Linked DNA regions of Homo sapiens: region 2 is linked to region 1. The links are chromatin contacts, found by Hi-C or POLR2A ChIA-PET in ENCODE. All regions are on one chromosome and are shown on one strand. Each heading gives the region's core, a stretch centred on a gene start or an enhancer-like site at or near the end of the contact. The rest is flanking DNA. Distances are from core to core; before and after follow the strand shown.

What was found. Hi-C counts contacts between places; a loop is a spot of excess contacts on that map. ChIA-PET counts read pairs that join two places held with the same protein, here RNA polymerase II (POLR2A). Pooled maps may share reads with other maps.
Region 2: POLR2A ChIA-PET joins it to region 1 with 11 read pairs in activated B cell. The contact joins two enhancer-like sites. A Hi-C loop is called at or near these places in 1 of 37 single-sample maps with no recorded cell type and 7 of 50 pooled maps. POLR2A ChIA-PET finds 5 or more read pairs at or near these places in 5 of 52 experiments (CD4-positive, alpha-beta T cell, GM12878, OCI-LY7 and 2 more).

The regions. Positions count from the first base shown.
Region 1 is chr15:80,079,121-80,085,194 of GRCh38, forward strand. The region is part of intron 1 of ZFAND6 (zinc finger AN1-type containing 6); the gene reads left to right. Among named protein-coding and RNA genes, the nearest start is that of ZFAND6, 22 kb to the left of the region's middle. Within about 2 kb of position 2,416, at least 2 of the 41 ENCODE cell types and tissues checked have a DNase peak (open chromatin) inside an H3K27ac peak, as active enhancers do.
Region 2 is chr15:79,977,666-79,981,965 of GRCh38, forward strand. No RefSeq gene overlaps it. Among named protein-coding and RNA genes, the nearest start is that of BCL2A1, 8.6 kb to the left of the region's middle. RefSeq lists enhancers at 876-945, 1,326-1,405. Within about 2 kb of position 1,251, at least 9 of the 41 ENCODE cell types and tissues checked have a DNase peak (open chromatin) inside an H3K27ac peak, as active enhancers do.

The DNA of each region.
Region 1 (6,074 bases), core at 1,166-3,665:
TTGTTTCTTGCTTGTTGAATTCTGGATATTAGACCTTTGTCAGAGGTGCAGTTTGTGAGTATTTTCTCCTATTCTGTAGATTATCTGTTTACTCTGTTCTTTCTTTCCTTTTTTTTTGGAGACGGAGTCTCGCTCTGTCGCCCAGGCTGGAGTGCAGTGGCGCGATCTCGGCTCACTGCAAGCTCCGCCTCCTGGGTTCACGCCATTCTCCTGCCTCAGCCTCCCAAGTAGCTGGGACCACAGGCACCCGCCACCACGCTTGGCTAATTTTTTGGATTTTTAGTAGAGACGGGGTTTCACCGTGTTAGCCAGGATGGTCTCGATCTCCTGACCTCATGATCCGCCCACCTCGGCCTCCCAAAGTGCTGGGATTACAGGCGTGAGCCACCGCACCCGGCCTACTCTGTTCTTTCTTTTGCTGTTCTTTTGGTATACATTAAATAATAAAAATGTAAAATAATGACAATAGATTTTGAATGTTATAATAGATTTATGTGATATATAATTTGAAAAGAATGTTTTCCTTAGCTTTTTTTTTTTTTTTTTTGAAATGGAGTCTCGCTGTGTCGCCCAGGCTGGAGTGCAGTGGCGCAAACTTGGCTCACTGCAAGCTCTGCCTCCCAGGTTCATGCCATCCTCCTGCCTTAGCCTCCCCGAGTAGCTGGGACTACAGGCGCCCGCCACCACGCCCAGCTAGCTAATTTTTTGTATTTTTAGTAGAGTCGGGGTTTCACCGTAGCCAGGATGGTCTCGATCTCCTGACCTTGTGATCCACCTGCCTCGGCCTCCCAAAATGCTGGATTACAGGCATGAGCCACCACGCCTGGCCCTTAGCTTTGAGAAACAGAATACACAACCGTTTTTCTGTTTTTTTTCCCTTTCTTTTTTTTTTCTTTGAGATAGAGTCTTGCTCACCCACCCAGGCTGGAGTGCAGTGGTGCAATCTCCAGTCACTGCAACCACCATCTCCAGGGTTCAAGCAGTTCTCCCGTCTCAGCCTCCGAGTAGCTGGGATTACAGGCACCCACCATCATGACCAGCTAATTTTTGTATTTTAGTAGCTACGGGGTTTCACCATGTTGGCCAGGCTGGTCTTGAATTCCTGACCTCGGGTGATCCACCCACTTCGGCCTCCCAAAGGGCTAGGGTTACAGGCATGAGCCACTGCACCCGGCCTACACAACCAGTTTTCTTAAATTTTGTAGATAATTGTTTAAAATTATATATACAGTAGTTGCCCCTTATTCATGGGAGATATGTTTGAAGACCCACTGTGGATAGTACCAAACCTATATTTGCTGTGTTTTGTCCTATACATAAATACCTATGACATAGTTTTATAAATTAGACATAGTAAGACATTAACAATAATAGAATAATTATACTGTAATAAAAGTTATGTGATATCATCTCCCTCCCTCTTTCTCTCAAAATATCTTAGTATCTTCAGGCTGTGGTTGATCTCAGGTAACTGAAACAGCCGACAATGAAATCTTGGATGTGTTAGGTCATTCTTGCATTACTATACAGAAATACGTGAGACTGAGTATAAAAAGAGGTTTAATTGGCTCATGGTTCTTCAGGCTGTGCAGGAGACATGGCACCAGAGATCTGCTCAGCTTGTGATCATGCCTCAGGAAGCTTACAATCACTGCGGAAGCAAAGAGGGAGCTGGTGCATCACATGACAAAAGCCAGGAGCTAAAGAGAGTGGGGTGCGGAGAGGTACCACACACTTTTAAGCAGCCAGATCTTGTGAAAACTATCTCAAGGACAGCACCAAGGGGATGGTGTTAAGCTATTCATGAGAACTCCTCCATCCCCATCATCCAGTCACCTCCCATCAGGCCCCACCTCCGATACTGGGGATTACAGTTCACCATGAGATTTGAGTGGGGACAAATACACAAACTTTATCAGTTGATAAGGGTGGACTACTGTAAGGTTATCTTTTCTCTGAATGAATACTAAGTCTCAGTAGCTGTAGGAATTTAAAAAATACATTTACTTTTTGTAGAAAAAATTTATTCTTTGCAGACTTTCAAATGAAAACCTACACTGAAAAGGTGACATTGATTGCCTAAAATAATTGTTTCAGTAACAAATTTTTATTGAGTTGTGTGCATACAGCCTAGTCAGATAGTCAGACTAGTTACACAGTCAGATGAGCTTGTAAAGTACTGTAAAATGGTCCTTTTCTGGAGGAAACTCACATACTGTTTGATAAAAGTAGGGGATATGAGTATTTCCTATCTGATAAGTCAGTGTTAAAGACTTTAGACAAATTTAATGGAATTTAATTGAGCAAAAAGCGATTCAAGAACCAAGCAGCTCCCAGAACCAGAACAGTTCAGGAGGACTGCAGAGTACCGTATTGTCAAATAACATATTGTCAGATAACATTTATGGTCAAGAAAAGGGAAGTGACATGCATACAGCAAAGGGAAGTGAGGTACAGTAACAGCTAGATTAGTTACAGCTCAGCCTTTGCCTCATCTGAACACAATTTGAACAGTTGGCCACCTATGATTGGCTGAAACTCAGCTACTGTGATTGGCTGAGACTTGGCTACTTATTACAAGAGTAGGTTACAGTCTGCTTACATATCAAGTTAACTTTATAGTGCACTATGTAGAGAGAAACTTTGGGCCAAACCTAAAATATGGATGGAGGCAGCCTCGGGCCAGACTTAATTTAGTTTAATGTCAGGATCATATATTACTGAGTGCAAACTTGTGTTTGTTATAGATGATTGCTGTAGAAGTTCAAGTGGGAAGAAAGATAAGCCAAGATAATAAGAAAATTAGAAAAAGTAAAATCTGAGACATTCCTTGAAGATTTGTTAGATAGGTTTGAGACTGGATGTACACTAAAAGCTTTATTTACCCGGAAAGAGGCAATCCTGGAATGGCAAAATGGAGGGAGTAATAGATTCTGGATATGCCAACCAAAATTTTGCTGGTTTAGCAGGTGCCATTTAATTTCTCATTTTTCCAGTAAGCCCAGGTGGGGAAGAGGTATGGAGTATACATAGGATATGGGAATGGTGTGACTGTGAGCAGTGGTGAATTATGAAGGCTTCTATGCAAATAAGTGGTAAAAACAGGGTTTGGAATATTAATTTAATTGCAACTCATATTGGACACTATCAGACACATTAACTTTAAGTTCTCACAATATCATGAGATGGGTATTATTGTTGTGCCTATTTCGCAGATGATAATGCTAAGTTTATAGAGAGATAGGAAAAATTGACAAAGGTTAAACAGGTTTATAGACAGATAGGACAAATTGACAAAGGTTATGTGGCAGAGCCTAGATTGAAATTGGGAAGGCTGATACCAGAGCATGATCTTGCTATTCAGGTTTACTTAGAGAGGGAAGGTTTACTTAGGGAGAGGAATTCAAGGCAGGGAGACTACCAGTTGTTGTTTTTGAAGTTCTGTGGTAATGTGAGTAATTTTACTAATGTTCCTAAACCTTTGGGTTTGGTATCTCAATATCACTGTCAAGTGACTTTCTGGGAAAGGTAGGAAAGATTGACAGATGGATATAGCAGGGATTATTCATTCTTATTTTAGTGAGTGTCAAAGGATGGAAACTGGTAAGAGTTCCAGATATTTAAGGAGTTTATTATGAGGATTGGACCATGCTTCCCTCCTTGTTTTGCTGAGTTTATATCTTCTGGTTCTTTGATTTCCTATGAACTAAAAATCAGAATTCCATCTTAGAAATTTATTATTCAATTGAACTGCCCTCACCTCCCTTAATTTTCTTTTATAAAGTTTTCTCTGAGGTGGATATGGGATAGAAAAAATGATGGTGGACTGAGCACCTACTATGTATCCTATACATATATACATATGTTATTTTATTTATTTATTTATTTTGAAATGGAGTCTCACTCTGTCGCCCAGGCTGGAGTGCAGTGGCGCGATCTTGGCTCACTGCAAGCTCCGCCTCCTGGGTTCACGCCATTCTCCTGCCTCAGCCTCCCGAGTAGCTGGGACTACAGGCACCTGCCACCACGCCTGGCTAATTTTTGTATTTTTTAGTAGAGACGGGGTTTCACCGTGTTAGCTGGGATGGTCTCAATCTCCTGACCTCGTGATCCGCCCGCTTCGGCCTCCCAAAGTGCTGGGATTACAAGCATGAGCCACCGCACCTGGCCTATACATACGTTATTTTAAACCTCCCAGCCCTGTGAATTGGTGGTGGTATTATCCATAATAATAAATTCTGCACAGGTTTCTTAAGCAACTACTGGGTGCTATGCTAAGAACTTATGATATGTTGGGGAAACATGCAGAGAATTTATATTAAATGATAATGAGGGAGAAAAGAGACCAGATTATCATTGGAGCAGAGTCAGAGAAGACTGTAAAGTGGCTGTGCTAAGACTTAGAAAATAAATAAAAGTTAACCAGAGTGAGTGAAAGGGATGTTAGGTAAGCCTTGTAACTTTAGAGAAAAGCGTGTTCATGGAGATGATTAAGCATGGAAGTTAGGCTGGGCACAGTGGCTCATGCCTGTAATCCCAGCACTTCAGGAAGCCAATGTCAGGAGTTTGAGACTAGCCTGGCCAACGTGGTGAAACCGTGTATCTACTAAAAATATAAAAATCAGCTGGGCATGGTGGTGAGCATCTGTAATCCCAGCTACTCAGGAGGCTGAGGAGGTTGCGGTGAGCTCAGATCATGCCATTGCACTCCAGCCTGGGCAACAGAGCGAAATTCCTTCTCAAAAGCATGGAAGTTGAGAGCTTTAGGGCCCAGGAGGAAAAATGGCAGGAGAATGAGGCTTCATAGACAAGATGAGCTAAACCTATTCTCTTAGTGATGGAAAACCTTTGAATTACTGATTTGGGGCGTGGTCTGATCACCCTGAGAGGATTTAAATATCCTCTTAGGCAGTAAAGTGGCATGGGTTCAAGATTGTGCAGCTAAGAAGAAACAGCTCAGATCTGAATCCAGGCCTTGTCTCAGTATTATAGCACTCTGCTTCTTATGAAGTCTGTTTAAGCCTAGATCAGGGTTAGGCATGATTACAGCACACACATAGTTGCTGCAAATCAGTTCAGAGAGGCAAGAGATTAAGTGAGATTTACGAAGTGTAGGTCGATCATCCCAAATTCGAAATTTGAAATACTCCAAGATTGGAAATTTTCTGAGTGCAGACACGATGCTGAAAGAAAATGTTCATTGGAGCATTTCAGATTTTGGATTTTCAGATTAGGGATGCTCAACTGTTAAGTATATAATGCAAATATTCCAAAATACAAAAAAATTTGAAATCTGAAACTCTTCTGGTCCCAGACATTTTGGAAAAAGGATATACTTCCTAATAACTGAGGCCTAACTGGCCAAGAAGTGGGAGGGAGGAGGGCCTAAACCAGATGTAATGGCATAAAAGGGTTAGATGAGGAGTATTGATTTAATTACTAATTTACGTGGGGGCAGTGTGTCAGAAATGACCAAGGCGTTAAGCCGGGTTGGCAGAGAGATGATAGTTTCCTTGAAAACAATACTAAGTTAGGCAAAGCTATTTCTTGGAGCAAGTTCCTGAGCTATGTTGAATTTTGAGATTTAGGATTTTCTCTTCAAGTCATTGAAGGTTTTTGCTTTTACTAACCTGCAGATTTGACTCTGTATTAGACTCTGAGGATACAGAGATAAATAATACATGCTGTCCCAGCATCTGAGGACCAGGTGAGTGTCATCCTGCATCATCAAGCCTCAGAATGTCTCCTAAGCTGCAGTCTGAACCTAATTAAGAATTTTTAAGTCGGTTAATCCTGCCATGCCCCCTTGGTTCCTATACCAAATACAGTTCACTACTCATTCCTTTTGCTCTAGAGCTCTATTCTGTAATGAACAAGATACTTAACTCCTCACAGAATCTTTGTTTCCTGCCCTAACTGAAGCTTTCATCTTTCAAAGGACGCCACTTTCCTCCTGGTCCTCAAGTGTTGGCTGCTGATTCTTCCATACGTCATACCAGGAGGTTAAAAGGGGAGTGAGTTCTGTGTTTTCAGACCATTACTCTTCTGTCAAGTATCAAGGCTACTCCTGTTCA
Region 2 (4,300 bases), core at 1-2,500, 100 kb before region 1:
GGCTACTTCCCTATTCCAAAGCCCCGACCAGAGCAAATTATCTGTAGGGGAGAACGATCTTCAATAGTGACACGAGAGTAACACAAAGGGGAGCAGGAAAATATGCACGAGAAGCCACCTGCATGCCCTCCGGTCGTCCCCCTTGGTCCCATGGGGCCAAGCCTTGGTGGTCAGAACACACAACGAAGGAAAGTCGCCCAGACCATCAAGAAAAGCCAGAGGCCCAGGGTGACAAGGCTTCATTCAGTGGGAGCTTGGTTTCTATCTGGGGAGATGAATTTCCAGGAAATCCTACAAGCATAGGATCCATGTCAGCAGGATTTCCCCCCAATTTTCCTGCTATCTGTGGGAACAAGGCTTAAGAGGGTACTGGAAAGAGTGACTAGTTGTGAACCAAGGGAGCTGAGAGGCAGGGAGGGAAGGAAAGAAGTTTCACGAAGCCTGCCTAGTGGGGCAGAATGTTTTGACTGAGGTTGTGGAGAGCTCAAAGGAGACGGAGGAGGAAAGAGTGCGGGAAAGGAAGCAAGAGGGGAATTAGAGTTACGGATGGTCCATATAAGATGGAGTGCCTGAGTGCAACTGTCATCACGTCACTAATTTGTCCTTCCTCATCCCCTCCGGCACACCTGTGCATGCCGGTGTGTGATCAGCGCAGCCTTGCCTTACCCTCTGGGAATCTGACTTTACTATCCACTGGCCCTTCCAGTAATCAGCTCAGGATCCTCCAAAGGATTCCCGCTGCCCATGAAGGGGAGCTCAGATTCCTAAAAGGCTCTCCATGCTCTGACTCAGCCTCCCCCATCAACCCAATCTCACCCCACTCCAGTCCCCTGCCAGTGCCTGCCCTGACACTGACAGGCATTTCCTTCCCTGGCACCAGCTATGTGTTCTCACTGTTGTCTCTAACTGAAATGGCTCTTCTCTTCCATTCCCGTGTCTTTAAATCTTCTCCATCTCCGAGGTCCAGTCAAATAAAGCCTTCTCTGTTTACCCTGGCCAAGAAAAACCTCTTAGTCTGTGCCCCCAAGGAATTTGTGCCTGTGTAATAGCAGGTCTCATGGTGTATCTTATACTGCAGCCATTGTGCTGTTTTATACCCTTTGCTGGACTCCAGACTGGCAGCTCTCCTAGGAAGAGGGCTGTCTTACTTCTCTTTGATTCCCTCAGAAGGCATAGTGACTGGACTGCCATATGCTAAGCACATGATAAACGCTGACTGGATTCTATTATTATCATTGCTGGTAATGTTGAGTATTCTACAAATGGCCTGTTTCGTAATCAGGGTGATACTGTAGCTGAAGCTAAATTAGTGTTTCAGTTCATTTTTACTCCACAAAGCAAAAGCAAAATTTACTTTTCTTTCCCTAAATGACATCTGGGGGGAAGTACAAGAGAAAAACCTATTTGAATAGGACTTTTAAGTGATTCGGGCAGAAGGCCTTGGACTTTCCACTGCTCTGAATGGAACAGCAAAATATTCAACATGAACCAAAGAAGCAGAAGTACTCAGTAACAGCAAGCACAGCTGGGCCCCTGGAGGGCAATTCTCTGGGAGAGTCAAGGCCTCAGAATGCACCAAAGAGCAAAGTACAGAGAATCCACAGCCACTCACTCAGCCCATTGCTCAGCCAACTTCACTGAGCACCAACTGCATGCAAGACCCTGCACTGGGCTCCAGGAATACATACACGGGGAAGTTGTTTTGTTCACAGGGCAATAGGGGTGCCACACGTACTGCCAGAAAATTCACCTGCAGAAGGTTAAGTGCCACAATACAAAATGACATGAAGTTCATCCTAGAGGAGTAAGAGAGGCCTTGCAAAGTAGGCTGACATACAAGCTGGCTCTTATGGGACCAATAGAATGCCACTGTGCAGACAGCACAGAATTGGTAAATGTGCAGGTGTGAATCATGAATTATGCTTCTAATGAAGCTGAAATGTAGAATCTGGGGCTGTGGATAAGTTGTAAAAGGAGAGCAGAAATCCAGTTGTAGCGGCCTTGTGTACTGGGTCAGAAGTTCAGAATTGACTTTGAAAAGTAACAGGGGCTGGGCACGGTGACTCAACACCTGTAATCCCAGCACTTTGGGAGGCCAAGGCGGGTGGATCATGAGGTCAGGAGATCGAGGCCATCCTGGCTAACACAGTGAAACCCCGTCTCTACTAAAAATACAAAAAAATTAGTAGGGCGTGGTGGTGGGCGCTTATAATACCAGCTGCTTGGGAGGCTGAGGCAGGAGAATGGCATGAACCCAAGAGGTGAAGGTTGCAGTGAGCCAAGATCCCACTATTGCATTCCAGCCTGGGTAACGAGCAAAACTCCGTCTCAAAAAAAAAAGAAAGAAAAGAAAAGAAAAAAGAAAAATAAAAGGAACAGGAACTTTTGAAAGGTTTTAAGCAAGAGAGTACCATGGTTAGATCTGCATTTTAGGAAGGTTATTTGGACAATCGTATTTCTTTCTTTCTTTTTTTTTTTTTTTTTTTGAGACGGAGTCTCACTCTGTCGCCCAGGCTGGAGTGCAATGGCACGATCTCAGCTCACTGCAACCTCCTCTGCCTCCTGGGTTCAAGCAATTCCCGTGCCTCAGCCTCCTGAGTAGCTGGGACTACAGGCACACACCACCAAGCCCCGATAATTTTTGTATTTTTAGTAGAGACAAGATTTCGCCATGTTGTCCAGGCTGGTCTTGAACCCCTGACCTCAAGTGATCTGCCCTCCTCTGCCTCCCAAAGTGCTAGGATTACAGGCGGGAGACAGCACGCCCAGCCTAGACAGTCCTATTTCTAATGGACTTGTTTCTGGGGAAATTGGAATCAGGAATAGCAGAGATTATTTTGTAAAATCAACTTTATCGAGGTGTAATTTCCAAAAATAAAATCCACTCTCTTTAAATGTACACTCTGATGAGTTTGGGGGAAGGCAGTATTTGGGTTTTTGTTTTGTTTTGTAGAGGCAGGGCTTTGCCATGTTGCCCAGGCTGGTATCGAACTCCTGAACTGAAGGGATCCGCCCACCTCGGCCTCCCAAAGTACTGGGATTACAGGTGTGAGCCACTGCATCTGACCAGTGACTTTGATAAGTTTTGACGATTGTAAATACAAATGTAAACATCCCTACCACAATATAACACAATATAAAACATTCCTACCGCCCCAAAATGTGCCCTTATGCCCTTATGCTCCTTTGTAGTCAATTTTTTTTTTTTTTTTTTTTTTGAGACAGAGTCTTGCTCTGTCTCCTAGGCTGGAGTACAGTGGTGAAATCTCAGCTCACTGCAACCTCCACCTCCCGGGTTCAATCCTGCCTCAGCCCCCCTGCCAAGTAGAGTAATGGGGATTACAAATGTATGCCCCCATACCCGGCTAATTTTTGTATTTTTAGTACAGACAGGGTTTCACCATGTTGGCTAGGCTGGTCTTGAACTCTGGACCTCAGATGATCCACCCACCTCGGCCTCCCAAAGTGCTGGGATTACAGGCGTGGGCCACCACGCCCAGCCTTGTAGTCAATTTCTTACCACCCTTGGCCAGAAGCAACCATTGATCTGCTTGCCATCACAATAGATTCATTTTTCCTATCCTAGAATTTCATATAAATTGGCCAGGCATGGTGGCTCATTCCTGTAATCCCAGCACTTTGGGAGGCTGAGGCGGGTGGATTTCTTGGGGTCAGGAGTTCAAGACCAGCCTGTCCAACACGGTGAAACCCGTCTCTACTAAAACTACAAAAATTAGCTGTGCACAGTGGCGCACGTCTGTAATCCCAGCTACTTGGGAGGCTGAGGCAGGAGAATCCCTGGAACCAGGAGGCAGAGGTTGCAGTAAGCTGAGACTGTGCCCACTGCACTCCAGTCTGGGTGACAGAGCGAGAGTCTGTCTCAAAAAAAAAAAAAAAATTTTCATATAAGATCAACCAGTATGTACTCTTTTTATGTCTAGCTTCTTTCACTTAGCATGATGATTTTGAGATTCACTGGTGTTATTCAATACATCAGTAGCCTGTTCTTTAAAACTGAGTGAAATATTCCATTGTGTGAATATACCACTATTTATTTATCCATTTTCCTGTTGATGAACATTTGGGTTGCTTACAACTTTGGCTATTATGAATAAACTGTCTGTAAACATTCACATATAGATGTTTTATTTACACAACTACTCAATGTTGTAATTATGTCACAAGTATCAGTTGACTGTTGCTACAATAATGCTGCATAATAAACTTCCCCAAAACTCAGCGCCATACACCAATAATCATTCAGTATCATGCCCACCAGTTTGCAGGATTGGCTGGGGCA